Linked DNA regions of Homo sapiens: all the other regions are linked to region 2. Evidence: chromatin contacts called from ENCODE Hi-C or POLR2A ChIA-PET data. All regions are on one chromosome and are shown on one strand. Each heading gives the region's core, a stretch centred on a gene start or an enhancer-like site at or near the end of the contact. The rest is flanking DNA. Distances are from core to core; before and after follow the strand shown. Region 1 holds the start of RAD52 (RAD52 DNA repair protein). Region 2 overlaps WNK1 (WNK lysine deficient protein kinase 1). Region 3 overlaps NINJ2 (ninjurin 2).

The links. A loop is a pair of places that touch in the nucleus more often than their neighbours do. ChIA-PET counts read pairs that join two places held with the same protein, here RNA polymerase II (POLR2A). Pooled maps may share reads with other maps.
Region 1: a loop to region 2 is called in a map of dorsolateral prefrontal cortex, with 9 times the contacts of the local background. The contact joins the promoter of RAD52 here to the enhancer-like site in region 2. A Hi-C loop is called at or near these places in 47 of 168 maps with a recorded cell type or tissue (A673, B cell, CD4-positive, alpha-beta T cell and 34 more), 37 of 37 single-sample maps with no recorded cell type and 39 of 50 pooled maps. POLR2A ChIA-PET finds 5 or more read pairs at or near these places in 11 of 52 experiments (B cell, CD4-positive, alpha-beta T cell, CD4-positive, alpha-beta memory T cell and 8 more).
Region 3: a loop to region 2 is called in a map of mesothelial cell of epicardium, with 28 times the contacts of the local background. The contact joins two enhancer-like sites. A Hi-C loop is called at or near these places in 101 of 168 maps with a recorded cell type or tissue (A673, B cell, CD14-positive monocyte and 60 more), 37 of 37 single-sample maps with no recorded cell type and 40 of 50 pooled maps. POLR2A ChIA-PET finds 5 or more read pairs at or near these places in 14 of 52 experiments (CD4-positive, alpha-beta T cell, CD4-positive, alpha-beta memory T cell, HCT116 and 10 more).

The regions. Positions count from the first base shown.
Region 1 is chr12:946,481-951,179 of GRCh38, reverse strand. RAD52 (RAD52 DNA repair protein) reads left to right here and starts at 1,486. Exons shown (of 12, transcript NM_134424.4): 1 at 1,486-1,578. RefSeq lists enhancers at 1,264-1,533, 997-1,655, 2,084-2,163, 1,656-2,314.
Region 2 is chr12:814,818-819,111 of GRCh38, reverse strand. The region is part of intron 2 of WNK1 (WNK lysine deficient protein kinase 1); the gene reads right to left. Among named protein-coding and RNA genes, the nearest start is that of WNK1, 64 kb to the right of the region's middle. Within about 2 kb of position 2,556, at least 2 of the 41 ENCODE cell types and tissues checked have a DNase peak (open chromatin) inside an H3K27ac peak, as active enhancers do; they include dorsolateral prefrontal cortex and tibial artery, where a contact is called at or near this core.
Region 3 is chr12:588,122-592,597 of GRCh38, reverse strand. All of the region lies in intron 1 of NINJ2 (ninjurin 2), which reads left to right. It also overlaps the pseudogene RNU7-103P. Among named protein-coding and RNA genes, the nearest start is that of NINJ2-AS1, 41 kb to the left of the region's middle. Within about 2 kb of position 2,222, at least 8 of the 41 ENCODE cell types and tissues checked have a DNase peak (open chromatin) inside an H3K27ac peak, as active enhancers do.

The DNA.
Region 1 (4,699 bases), core at 237-2,736, 130 kb before region 2:
GATTGCAGCACTGCAGTACAGTCTGGGCAACAGCTTGATAGCTTGAGACCCTGACTCTTTAAAAAAAAAATCATTTATCAAAAGATGACATACAAATGATCAACAGGTTCATAAAAATGCTCAATATTGGCTGGGCACAGTGGCTCACACCTGTAATCCCAGCACTTTGGGAGGCTGAGGTGAGCAGATCACCTGAGGTTGGGAGTTCGAGACCAGCCTGACCAACATGGAGAAACCCTGTCTCTACTAAAAATTCCCCAGAGGCTGGGGAATAAGGGGCTGGGGGAGATAATGGGGAGATGAAGATGTTGGTCTCAGGGTACAAAGTTAACAGTTAAACAGGAGGAATACAATTTTGAGATTTATTGCACAGCATAGTGACTATAGTTAATAATAATTTATTGTATATTTCAAAATTTCTAAGAGAGTAAGTTGAAAATATCTCGCCACAAAAAGAATGATAAGTGGGCTAGGTGCAGTGGCTCATACCTGTAATCCTAGCACTTTGGGAGGCTGAGGCAAGAGGATCACTTGAGGCGAGGAGTTCAAGACCAGCCTGGGCAACATAGCAAGACCCTGTCGCTACAAAAACTTTTTTTTTTTTTTTTGAGACGGAGCCTCGCTCTGTCGCCCAGGCTGGAGTGCAGTGGGGCGATCTCGGCTCACTGCAGGCTCCGTCCCCCGGGGTTCACGCCATTCTCCTACCTCAGCCTCCCGAGTAGCTGGGACTACAGGCGCCCGCCACCACGCCCGGCTAATTTTTTGTATTTTTAGTAGAGACAGGGTTTCGCCATGTTGCCCAGGCTGGTCTCGAACTCCTGACCTCGTGATCAGCCCGCCTCGGCGTCCCAAAGTGGTGGGATTACAGGCCTGAGCCACCACGCCCGGCCCCAGGGGACATTCTAGAGGGGACTTCGCCCCCCAAGCCGCACTTCTCCATTTCCCTGCGGTCGTCGCTAACCGAAGGCGCCATCCGGTGACGACTGGATGTGCGCGGCGGTGGTGAGAGGCCGCGAGAACCACCAGGTCCACCGCTGCCTCGGCCCGGGCGGAATCTGGGAAGGTCTCTGACAACCATTCATCCTCAGATTTTCCCAATTGTGCATGGGTGGGCGGGCCCCGCATCCTAATGGGCACTGGGCATGTGAAGTGTGAACCACCCGGGCCTAACTAGCCGCTGAAGGCCTGACGAAACCGCCAGGCCCACCAGGGGGCAGCAGAGATCCGACGGCCGCGGACCGAGGGAAGCTGGCGGGAAGTAGGAGGCAGAGGGCGCGCAGGGAAGCGGCAGGGCGAGCGGCTCAGAACGTAAAAGCCAGCACCGCGCCTCCAGGTTGCTTTACGGCTGCCGCAGAAGGCTTTGCGGCTCTTTTCCCCTCCGACTTGATTTACGGTTCCTTCTCTGGTCTGTGTTTTTTTTTTTCCCCCTCCGGCGCTGGGCGTGGGTTCGGACCTTCTTCCCAGAGACGCTCGCGCACCCTTCCCATTCTCCTCTGCGCGGCCTCCATCTAAGATCTCTTCCCCTTGTCCATAGCCTAGATCGAGCTCCCTGTGTGCACCGCGCGCTGCCCGAGGCGCGTAAGTGGGGGAGGAGAGCGGCTTCCCCCGGGGTGGTTCTAGCCGTGGGTGTGGAGCGTGGGAAGGCTCAGCTTCCGGGTCGAGAACCTGGGGCTGCGGTGGACCTGATCCTGAGGTCTCAGCGTAGAGATGCTGAGTCCAGAGGCCTGTTCTAGTTCACCAGTGCAGTGAGGGGCTCAGTATCCGGGCCTCCCGAGAGGTGGGTAGGAAGGCGGGGTACAGGAAACTTGGCACCAACGCGCCGGGACCCCACCGCGGTGCGGACAGCCAGGTGTCCGTGGTGGCGCTTCCTTGGAGATGCTGCCTGCAGACAGGCGTGGGGAATCTGAAGTTTGTGTTAATAGCTAAACGAAGTTGAGTTGCAGGGAGCGGGGGACGCTGGGAAGAAATGATTGATTTAAAAGGAATTTGACGCCGGGCATGGTGGCGGCATGCCCCCATGTTCCCTGGAGGTCAAGCCTGCAGTGAGCCGAGATCGCACCCGTACCACGACACTCCGTCCCGGGCGACAGAGCGAGACCCTGTCACGGGGGAAAAAATAAAAATAAAAATTTGACGCTCACTTTAGCTGAGTATTGAGCCTTGTTATAACATTGAGATAGAGGTCTGGCGCGGCGTCTCACACCTGTAATCCCAGAACTTTGGAAGGCCGATGCGGGAGGATCGCTTGAGGCCAGGAGTTCTACGCCAGCCTGGCTAACATAGCGAAACCCCGTCTCTACTAAAAATACAAAACTAGGCAGGCCTGGTGGCGGGCGCCTGTAATCCCCGCTACTCGGGAGGCGGAGGCATGAGAATCGCTTGAACCCAGTAGGCAGGTGTGCCGGTAAGCCGACATCGCACCACTGCACTCCAGCCTGGGGGACAGAGCGAGAATCCATCCAAAAAAAAAAAAGTTATAATTCACGTACAATTAAATTCACTCCCTTTTTTAAAAAAAAGTGGAGACATAGTCTCGCTCTGTTGCCCAGGCTGGAGTACAGTGGCGCCGTCTCGGCTCACTGCAACGTCCGCCTCCTGGGTTCAAGCGATTCTTTGCTTCAGCCTCTCAAGTAGCTGGAATTACAGGCGCATACCACCACACCCAGCTACTTTGTATTTTTCACCATGTTGGTTAGGCTGGTCTCGAACTCCTCGCCCTTCCAAAGTTCAGGGATTACAGGTGTGAGCCACCACACCCAGTCTAAATTCACCCTTTTAAAGTGTGCAATTCAGTGGTTTTAATATATTCACAAGGTTGTGCAATCACCACTATTATCTAATTCCAGAACATTTTTATCATCCCTAAAAGAAACCTTAAAACCATTAGCAGACACCCATTATTTCCTCCTACTCCCAGCAGCACTAATCTATGAATTTACCCATTCTCAGTACTGTATTATACAATATTTGTTCTTTTGTGTTTGGTTTATTTCACTTCATGATTCAAAGTCCATCTATGTTGTATGTAGCATGTATCAACTTCATTTTTTAAATAACTGAATTATTTATTGTGTGGATATACCACATTTTGTTTCTCCATTTTTGATGGATACTGGTGATTTTCTAGGCTTTCTAGGTCTAGTCCTCCACAGAACTCGCAGTCTGAGGCACAGACATTTAAAACTTAAGTTTTTGGAAACTAGCATTTAACTCTTGGGTTGGGTCAGGTAATTCAGTGGCCTCAGGTCTGGTATCGTTTAGGGCAGTTTTTTTTTTGTTTTTTTTTTTTTTTTGAGATGAAGTTTCACTCTTGTTGCCCAGGGTGGAGTGCAATGGCGTATCTGGGCTCACTGCAACCTCACCTCCTGGGTTCAAGCGCTTCTCCTATCTCAGCCTCCTCGGTAACTGGGCTTACAGGCGCATGCCACTATGCCCGGCTAATTTTTGGTATTTTTAGTAGAGACAGGGTTTCACCATGTTGGCCATGCTGGTCTCGAACTCCTGACCTCAGGTGATCCACCCATCTCGGCCTCCCAAAGTGCTGGGATTACAGGTGTGAGCCACCGCGCCTGGGTGGGAGTTTTGTTTTTTTGTTTGTCTGTTGTTTTTTGGGGGGACAGAGTTTCTCTCAGCCTCCTCGGTAACTGGGCTTACAGGCGCATGCCACTATGCCAGGCTAATTTTTGGTATTTTTAGTAGAGACAGGGTTTCACCGTGTTGGCAATGCTGGTCTCAAACTCCTGACCTCAGGTGATCCACCCGCCTCGGCCTCCCAAAGTGCTGGGATTACAGGTGTGAGCCACCACACCTGGGCGGGAGTTTTGTTTTTTTGTTTGTCTGTTGTTTTTTTGGGGGGACAGAGTTTCGCTCTTGTTGCCCAGGCTGGACTGCAGTGGCGAGATCTTGACTCACTGCCACTTCTGCCTCCTGGATTCAAGCGATTCTCCTGCCTCAGCCTCCCGAGTAGCTGGGATTACAGGTGTGCACCACCACACCCGGCTAATTTTGTATTTTTAGTAGAGAAGGGGTTTCTCCATGTTGGTTACGCTGGTCTCGAACTCCCTACCTCAGGTGATCCTCCCGCCTTGGCCTCCCAAAGTGTTGGGATTACAGGCGTGAGCCACTGCGCCCCTCTGGGAGTGTTTTTTAAAGTGTTCTATTCTCAGTTCACCACTTACCAGGCCGTTAATTATCGTGGTATCAAGCAGAGAAATGTTTGTGTGCTGGTCTTCTCAGGGAGGCAGAAACCGTCAGAGATTGCTGTTGTGTAATGTACACCAAAACGTGTTATCTTGTAGTATAAACGGTGTAGTTGGAGATGAGTGTATGAAAAATGTAACTGAGCTAGCTGTGGGAGAGACTAGTTGTGAAAAATTTTGAGTCACCCACTGTATGCTTTCCCAGCTATGTTCAAATAAGGTGACACTCTGCCTTCCTGTTTCAGCTCTAAAACTGTTCATAAGTGTTATTTTGGCTGTATACGTAGTGCCATGTTTTTTTGTATTTTTGTGCTTTTGGTGATTTTGCTGTTTATAGGGGCCTCCAAGAATAGAAGTGCTGTCTAGCATTTCCAAGTTGAAGGCTGTGATATATCTTATAGAGAAAAGATAAGCTTTTAGATTAGCTTTGTTCAGGCATCACTTTTGTTGTTGGCTGTGAGTTCATGTTACTGCATCAACAATATATATTAAATAAGATA
Region 2 (4,294 bases), core at 1,307-3,806:
TGTTCCACATTATTAATCATTAGGGAAATGCAAATGTAATCCATAATGAGGTATCATGTCACTCCCGGTAGGATGCCTCCTCAAAAAGTTAAACAAAGATTTCCACATGACTCAGCAATTCCATTCCTAGTATACAGCCAAAAGAAATGAAAACAGGTACTCAAAAAAATACTTCTGCACAAATATTCATAGCAGCAGTACTCATAATAGCCAAAAGGTGGATACAGCCCAAATGTTCATCAATGGATAAATAAACAAACTGTGATATTTCCATGCAATGGAATGTTATTCAGTCATAAAAGGGGATGAAGTACTGATGCGTGCAATCACGATGATCCTCGAAAACACCATGCTAAGTGAAAGACGCCAAACACAAGGATCCATAACATACTTTGAGTCTATTTATAGGACATATCCTGATTAGATAAATCCATAGAGATGGTAAAAAGTTGGTAGTTGTCAGGAGCTGAGGGTTGGGAGAAATGGGAAATTGTTCCACGGGCATAGAGTTTGTGACATGAAAAGCATTCTAGAAATTGCACAGAAATGTGTTTGTATTAACACTACTGAACTATACACTTAAAAATGGTTAAGATGGTAAATTTTGTTATGTTTTTTACAATAAAAAAATCCCATCCACGAATGGCTGGTCCCAGAGATCAGGCAGTCCAACCACTTGTTTTACATACACATGGGGAACTGAAGCCCAAATAAGGTTAGCTATTTGCCCAAAATCACAGTTGGTCAGAGGCAGCGGTGGGAGCAGTCACAACTTCTACTGCAAGTCTAATGCTCTTTCTACTTAATAAACCCTCCTGTTGGCATAAGCCTCTGAAGCTCAGAAACTGAAAATTTCTTTTTAATTGTAAAAAGAAAAAGAACTTAGATAATGTGCAATTAAAGAAAAAATACGCTGCCTGGCTGGAGGAAGGGAAATGCAGAGTAACTGCTTAATGGGCACAGAGTGTTCTGAGGTGATTAAAATGTTGAGTAACTTGATAGATGTGGTACTTACAAAACATTGTGAATGTACTAAGTGCCACTGAATTGTACTTTCTAAAATGTTAATTGTATGATATTTGAATTTCATGTCTATTTAAAAAAATACATCTAAATTTATCTCAACTTTTAATCCAAATTTTTTTTCTTTTTCTTTTTTTGAGATGGAGTCTCACTCTGTCACCCAGGCTAGAGTGCAGTGGCACAATCTCGGCTCACTGCAACCTCCACTTCCGGGGTCAAGCGATTCTCTTGCCTCAGCCTCCCGGGTAGCTGGGATTACAGGCGCCCGCCATCATGCCCAGCTAATTTTTCGTATTTTTAGTAGAGATGGGGTTTCACCATGTTGGACAGGCTGGTTTCGAACTGACCTCAGGTGATCCTGACCTCAGGTGATCCATCCGCCTCAGCCTCTCAAAGTGCTGGGATTACAGGTGTGAACTACCACGCCTGGCCTTAATCCAAATTTTCTGACTCATACATTCCCATCTTATTTTTCAGCTATGGGTGTTTTATCTGTTTCAATGTAAATATACATAGAGAACAAAGGTAGAAACTCGAAAGGTCCAAAAAGCACGCATTTTGGAATTAATTCCCATTCCTTCCCAATCTGCCTCTCCAAATGCTGCCAATGGTCCTAGTTATCCATTCTTCCAGAAATGAATATGAATGTTTTCAATCTACTTGCTTAGGAATCTGTATACATTCTCAATCAGAATTCTTAAATTCTGAAATTTTTCTTTTTCTCATTCTCTCTACTTTTTCATTTTTATTTTTGAGATGGAGTCTCGCTCTGTCACCCAGGCTGGAGTGCAGAGGCACGATCTCGGCTCATTGCAACCTCCACCTCCTGGGCTCAAGTGATTCTCTGCCTCAGCCTCCAGAGTAGCTAGGACTACAGGGAAACCCCTTTTAGATAATTAAATCTATCTGGGTCTTCTCACTACTATGTCATCCTCTTTAAATATTTTCTGTCTTTTTTGTGTGTTCTGTTGCTCATTTCTTCGTAGTTAATATTCCTGTCAATTCAATTCAGTCTGCTGTTTAACCGTTAGACCATTTATGTTTGAATTTTAATGTTCTTATTTCTAGAAGTTCTTCAGAAGCTTTTAAATTATGCCTGTCTTTTTTTTCTTTGGTGTCTTTTTCCTTCAATTCCTTCTTTTCTCTTTATACACTTCATATACACTTACAAATATCTTTACTGACATCATTATGTAAATAATTGTTTGTAATCACTTTCAGACTTGTCCATGATATCCTTAATTGTTGCAGTGCTATTTTCTGGTTGTGTCTATTCACCTTCATTGGTGTGATTTGTAATTTAATTGTGAGGTCATCTTCTTTGGAAACAGTTTTGCCTCTGGACACTGACCAAGGAACTGTGAAAATGTCCCCGGGAGTTTTCTTTCCGTTCCTGATCAATTATCATGTATGTTCTTCGGTTTGGGATTCCTGTACCAAGTAGATGGTACAAATTTATGTTATAGCGCCATCTACATATGAGATGGAAGAATACCAAACAGGCTGGGCACCGTGGCTCATGCTTGTAATCCCAGCAGTTTGGGAGGTCAAATCGGGATGAGGCCAAATCAGGATGAGCTCAGGAGTTTGAGAGCAGCCTGGGCAACAAAATAGACACTGTCTCTACTAAAAAAAAAAAAATTGTTTTTTTATTAGACAGGTATGGTGGTGAGCAACTATAGTCCCAGGTAGTGGGGAGGCTGAGGTGGAAGGATTCCCTGAGCCCAGGAGTTTGAGGCTGCAGTGAGCTATGATTGTGCTGCTGCACTCTGTCCTGGGCAACCGAGTGAGACCCTGTCTCCAAAAAAAGAAAAAGAAAAGATTAGTTTACAGAATAATTAAGAACACTGGTAGCATTTGATGTGAATTTCTATTTTTCATAGGTCTCCCCTCTTATCCACAGTCTTCTGCACACAGGTAAAATTCCTTGCAGCTTTCACTGGCTAGAGCACTGAGGTCTCTCTTTTCACGGATAGTTCAGTTTTTTGACACAGGCTAAGTTCTAGCTCCCCTCTCTACCTAGTTCTAAGGCTTTCTGTCCTTGCATGGACATTAAAACTAGCATCAACTCCTCAACCAATATGTGGTCTAAAATCCCAGAGTATAAGTTCCTGTTTTGGCTTTGAGTTATCTCTGCTTATTATCTGGAGGTTAACCTTTCTTTCCTTAAAGCTTAGACACGTATTGGAAAAAACTTTTATTATATTCCACATTTCAGTTTGTTGGTGTGGGACAGCCATTCCACAGGGGCTTATTACCCCACTATGTTACCCAAAGCTCCTCAATATAGTTTTTAAAACAAGTAAACCATTGTATTTTAGAGTAATCTTAGGCATGCCAGACAAACTGTTGACAACCAAGTAAGTATCCAAACCAGTGGAAAGAATCTCAAGATGTACACATAATTATTACCACATAATTCTCCTTAATTCATTCAAACACTTATTATTCAGTATTAGACACTTCCAGTAGAATGTGATATCTAGCACTTGTTCATAGTACTAGGTATATAGTGCTAGTTAGCACATTCTAATGGAAGAAAAGAGAGTATCAAGAAGCCTGACTAACTAGGATAAAGGTATTGCCATAAACAAGAGTGGAAGTTGGATAAAGAAATTAGAATTTGCAGGACAGAAATGATCTGTTCATGTTTCAACATGCTAACCGTAAGCATTTCAGAAAACATGCAAGTGACTATATCCAGGTGCTGTAACACTGTATTCCAATGATCTGGAATTAATCAGCTCAGCAGTATTAACTTTAACAATTAATAAAGAATATATGCCACAGTGATAATTTAAAAATATCCAATTTCACCAAATAAAAAATTTATACAAGGTAACTTACTACAGGTTCTTCTCTGAGTAAAAACAGATCCTCTAAGATACCAGGGGTCCCCAACCACTGAGCCACAGATCAATATCAGTCCATGGCCTTTTAGGAACCTGGCCACACAGCAGGAGGTGAGTGGCAGGCGAGCAAGCAAAGCTTCATCTGTATTTACAGCCGCTCCCTCACTGCTCGCATTACCACCTGAGCTCTGGCTCCTGTCAGCAGCATTAGATTTCTCACAGGGCCATGAACCCTACTGTGAACTGTGCATGCAAGGGATCTAGGTTGAGCGTTCGTTATGAGAATCTAATGCCTGATGATCTGCCCTGTCTCCCATCACCCCCAGATGGGACAGTTGAGTTGCAGGAAAACAAGCTCAGGGCTCCCACTGATTCTACATTATGGTGAGTTGTATAACTATTTCATTATATATTTTAAT
Region 3 (4,476 bases), core at 973-3,472, 230 kb after region 2:
CTCCCAAGTAGCTGGGATTACAGGCATGCGCCACCTCGCCCGGCTAATTTTGTATTTTCAGTAAAGACGGGGTTTCACCACGTTGGCCAGGCTGGTCTTGAACTCCTAACCTCAAGTGATCCGCCAGCCTCGACTTCCCAAAGTGCTGGGATTACAGGAGTGAGCCACCGCTCCTGGCCAGAGAAGCTAGTTATTCTGTTTCTTCGTAATCTGTGTCTAATATCTTTCTCCATTTGTTCAACACCTGTTTGTTGGATATTCACAAGAATGTACCGTGACGGGTCCACTCTGAATCCCTCCGGCAATGACGATGACTCCCTCATGTTATCTAGGAGACACCTAACTGTTTTATGTGTGCCCTACTGTTGTCGCAGCAGCCCAGTGAGGTAGGGACTATCTTTTATCCCATTTTGCACTTGGGGACACTATGGCTCAGACAACTTAGCTTGTTCAAGGTCACCTAGCAGCAGGCAGTAAAGCCAGACTTGACCCCATTCTGGCTTCAAAGTTCCTATTTTTCATCTGTCACAGATTAATGGTAAGTTCACCGAGAATGCAAACAAGATATGCGTTTGGCTACAGCCTGGCGGCTGGGGCTCCAGGCCTTCAGGCTAAAGGAGCAGTTGGAAGGATGAGCAGAGCAGGAGGGGCAAAGGGAGTGACCCGGGAAAAACGCCTGGGGGCCTCTGTTTGCTCAAAATTGACTAGTTAAGTCACACACCATACCTGCCGCCGGCCACGTCACTCTTTCAGAAGGCTTTCCTGTTCTAATGAGGCCCAGAACCTGAGAAATATCTCTAAAGAAACACCCTTGGCCCTTGCAGCCAGCTCCCACAAAGTCTGGCAGCACCCCCAGCCCAGCTGCACGATAAGATAAGACGTGCCCAAGGGACCTGGGGCGAGAAGCCAGACTGGTGACACTGCACTGCTCCCTCCGTGACATCTGTTCACAGCAGACACTGTCCCTCCAGGGACTCGGAGCTCAGCCAAAAGGCCCCTGCTTTTAAGACCAGCTCTATGGAACTCCGCTAGCACTGCCCATCCAGAGAGCTTCTGCAATCAGAGTTGCCCCCAACCCTCTGACCAACCTAGTAGGTGAATCAGCACTCAGTCCTGGGCAGCAGGTCTTAGTAGTCATGACTAGCAGAAAGGACCTTGCATCAGGAGAGCGCACAGCCCCAGGTTGTTGACGTGTGTGCAGCTGGGCATGAGTGACAGGGCTATTTCTGCCCACCAAAGTGCTCTCAGCAAGCAGGAGGTGAAGGGAGATGCTGCCGGGAATTGTAAGATCTAGGCATGGCACCCGCTGCTTGAACCCTGCTAAGGACTGGGGCCCCAACACCCTGCAGTACCTAAACTGCCCTGATGGTTGGTTCACACAGACCACATGATGGTGAGAGGCCCTCACAGCACTGAATCCAGAAACAGGAGCCAGAGAACCTAGGGACTGTCATACCATTTTGAAAAGAGGCACCACTCTCGCTGAACTTCTTTTCTCTGCCACCTCCCTATAACCTTGATAGTGAGTGCTAGTGTCCTGGATTCTGATCAGCTGTAAGCATCAGCCTCCCTATAACCTTGATAGTAAGTGCTAGTGTCCTGGGTTCTGATCAGCTGTAAGCATCAGCCTCCCAGTAACCTTGATAGTAAGTGCTAGTGTCCTGGGTTCTGATCAGCTGTAAGCATCAGCCTCCCTATAACCTTGATAGTAAGTGCTAGTGTCCTGGGTTCTGATCAGCTGTAAGCATCAGCCTCCCAGTAACCTTGATAGTAAGTGCTAGTGTCCTGGGTTCTGATCAGCTGTAAGCATCAGCCTCCCTATAACCTTGATAGTAAGTGCTAGTGTCCTGGGTTCTGATCAGCTGTAAGCATCAGCCTCCCTATAACCTTGATAGTAAGTGCTAGTGTCCTGGGTTCTGATCAGCTGTAAGCATCAGCCACAAAGGACTATGCCCTTGACAGGCTTCCAGGCGCCCTGGGCAGTGGCTGGGCGGACTGCTGTAATCCCACCAGGCAGCTGCATCTGTGCAGGTTCCCGCAGGTGCCCCTTTCACACAAGAGCCACGTTCCTGGAAAGTTGTTCATCAACTGAGTCCTATTGGGGCTGCAACGCTGAGGGTGCGTTTTTAGACTATGAAGGCACAAAGTTGCCACCCAGCCAGAGGCACAGGGTGTCGTCTTCCACCCCTCCCTTTCCCCACCCTCAGCATCCAATCGCTCACCCAGTCCTGCCAGTTCTGTTTCCTCACCCTCTCTTGGGGCAGTCCCATTTTTATACCCACTGCCAATGCTGTGCTGCAGACCTCCAGCAGGGCTCCCGCGCGTGGCTCTCCGCTCCAGCCCATCCTTCGAGCCGCTTCCATCATGGTCCTGCTAAAATGCTGCTACAGCACATTGGGAGGCTGAGGCAGGAGGACCACTTGTTTGGGACCAGGATTCCAGACCAGCCTGTGCAATATAGCAAGACACCGTCTCTACAGAAAATAACGAAAATAAAAAATAAGACGCTGCTCTAAGGATGCCACTGGCTGCGGATAACCTTCCTACTGCTCCCTGCTGCCCTCAGGACAAAGCCTAAGTGCCTCATCAGCCCCTCCCTGATCCGCTGCCCCACACCGCTCCACCTCTGCCTTCCACCTGTACCCTAGGACCCCTTGGGTCCTGACAGGGAGACCCCGCCCTCTCTGAGACGGCTGCCACAGCAGCCCATCTGCCTCACCCCACGGAGGAAAACTGAGTCCAGGAGACAATCCCCCCCTAAATTTACCAACTGTTTCCCCCCTTCCAGAAGTTTCTTGAGAGCAGGAGCCATATGGATTCGTCTCTGCATGCCCAGCCTGAGACATCAGTGCCTAGGACTCAGGAGGCATACCCAGCACATGCTTGTAGAAGAAAGAAAGAAACAGGGAAGGTGTTTTTTGCTATTTATCGCATATTTAATTTCATCTTTATTATATTTTTCCTGATTGTAACAGGATGATGTCTTAGGTGTGAAAAATTAGAAGTGGAAGTGTTAGAGCTCTTCTAGAATTTGTCTAGCAGGTTCTCTGGTTTTTACTGAAACCAAACTCCCATGAGAAAACAACCTACAATTGGGAAAATACATAACTTAGAAAGAAAGGGAAAGTCTTTAGTGTGATAGAAATTCCTCCCATATCTGTTTCCTGTGCTTATTCTAATGCATTGAAATATAAAGTAGATCCTCTGAATACTTTGTTTCATTTTTACCAATATAGAATCATATCATGTTCTTACTGACTTGCTCCCCACTAAATACATTTTAGATATCTTCTGTATCTAATCATAGGGATCTACCTCATTCTTTTTGTTTTGTTTCATTTTGTCCATTGTTTTTTACTGATTGAACAAGAACACCTCTCTCTTTTCAAAGACACATGTAGTATTTAATTGTGTGGTTGTAGGCCAGCTTATTTAGCCCACACACCCTTGATTACAATTTGGCTCATTCCCAGTTTTTGACATTATCAATAATGATGCATGGAATAGCTTGTCTTTTTGAGCTTTGGGGAGCATTTTCTGTGGGAGACTTATTCTGTGGGAGACTCCTAGAAGTGGACTTACTAGGTAAGACTATTTTAAATTTTAATAGATAATTGTCAGATTGTCCTCCAAAAAAAAATGATTGTAACAATTCTGGTACGTTTGGTAGTAATTTACATTTCTACCAAGGACGTGAAAGTGCTTGCTTAGCCATGTCTTCACCAACACTGAGTATTATCAGTCTCTTAAGTCTTCGCCAATCATGTAGGCTATCATATCTATTACACAGATTTGTGATGTTTCTTCAGGGGCTTGCTTGTTTGTACTCAGTTTTTCTGTTGGCTCATTTTTAAGGCCTCCACAGACTTCAGGATAATCAGTCCTTTGTGCTCTGTGCAGCAGTGTTCCCCCCGTTTCTCTTTGTCTCCTGATTTTGTGTGGTGTGTGGTGGTCGAGGAAATGGCTGGAGCACACACTCTGAAGGCAGGCTACTGGGTTTTGTCTGTAACTTACTGGCTGAATGACCATAGTTTAGTTACTTAACCTCAGAGTCCCTTAGATAAGGACAGTACTTATCCCAGGGATTGTTATGAGAATGACACGACTTCAGATATATAAAGTGTTCTGTGCAGGGTTTGACATGAAATGAGCGCTATAAGTGTATATGCTATTATTATTTTGCATTCAAATAATTTTAATTTTATGCAGTCAAATGTATTAATCCTTTATGGCTTCCGGATTTGATGTCATAGTTATAAAGGTTTTCCTCATTCTAAGATTAGAAAGAGATTCACAAAGGGGACTATTTGAAGGAGTCTGCGGGGAGTCCATTTGCAAGATGTCTCCTCCTCCCTTCCCTCCCTTCTGTCCCTTCCGTCCCCTCCGTCCCTTCCGTCCCCTCCGTCCCTTCCGTCCCTTCCGTCCCTTCCGTCCCTTCCCTTCCTTCCGCCATTTTGCTGTCTTGTAAATTGATTT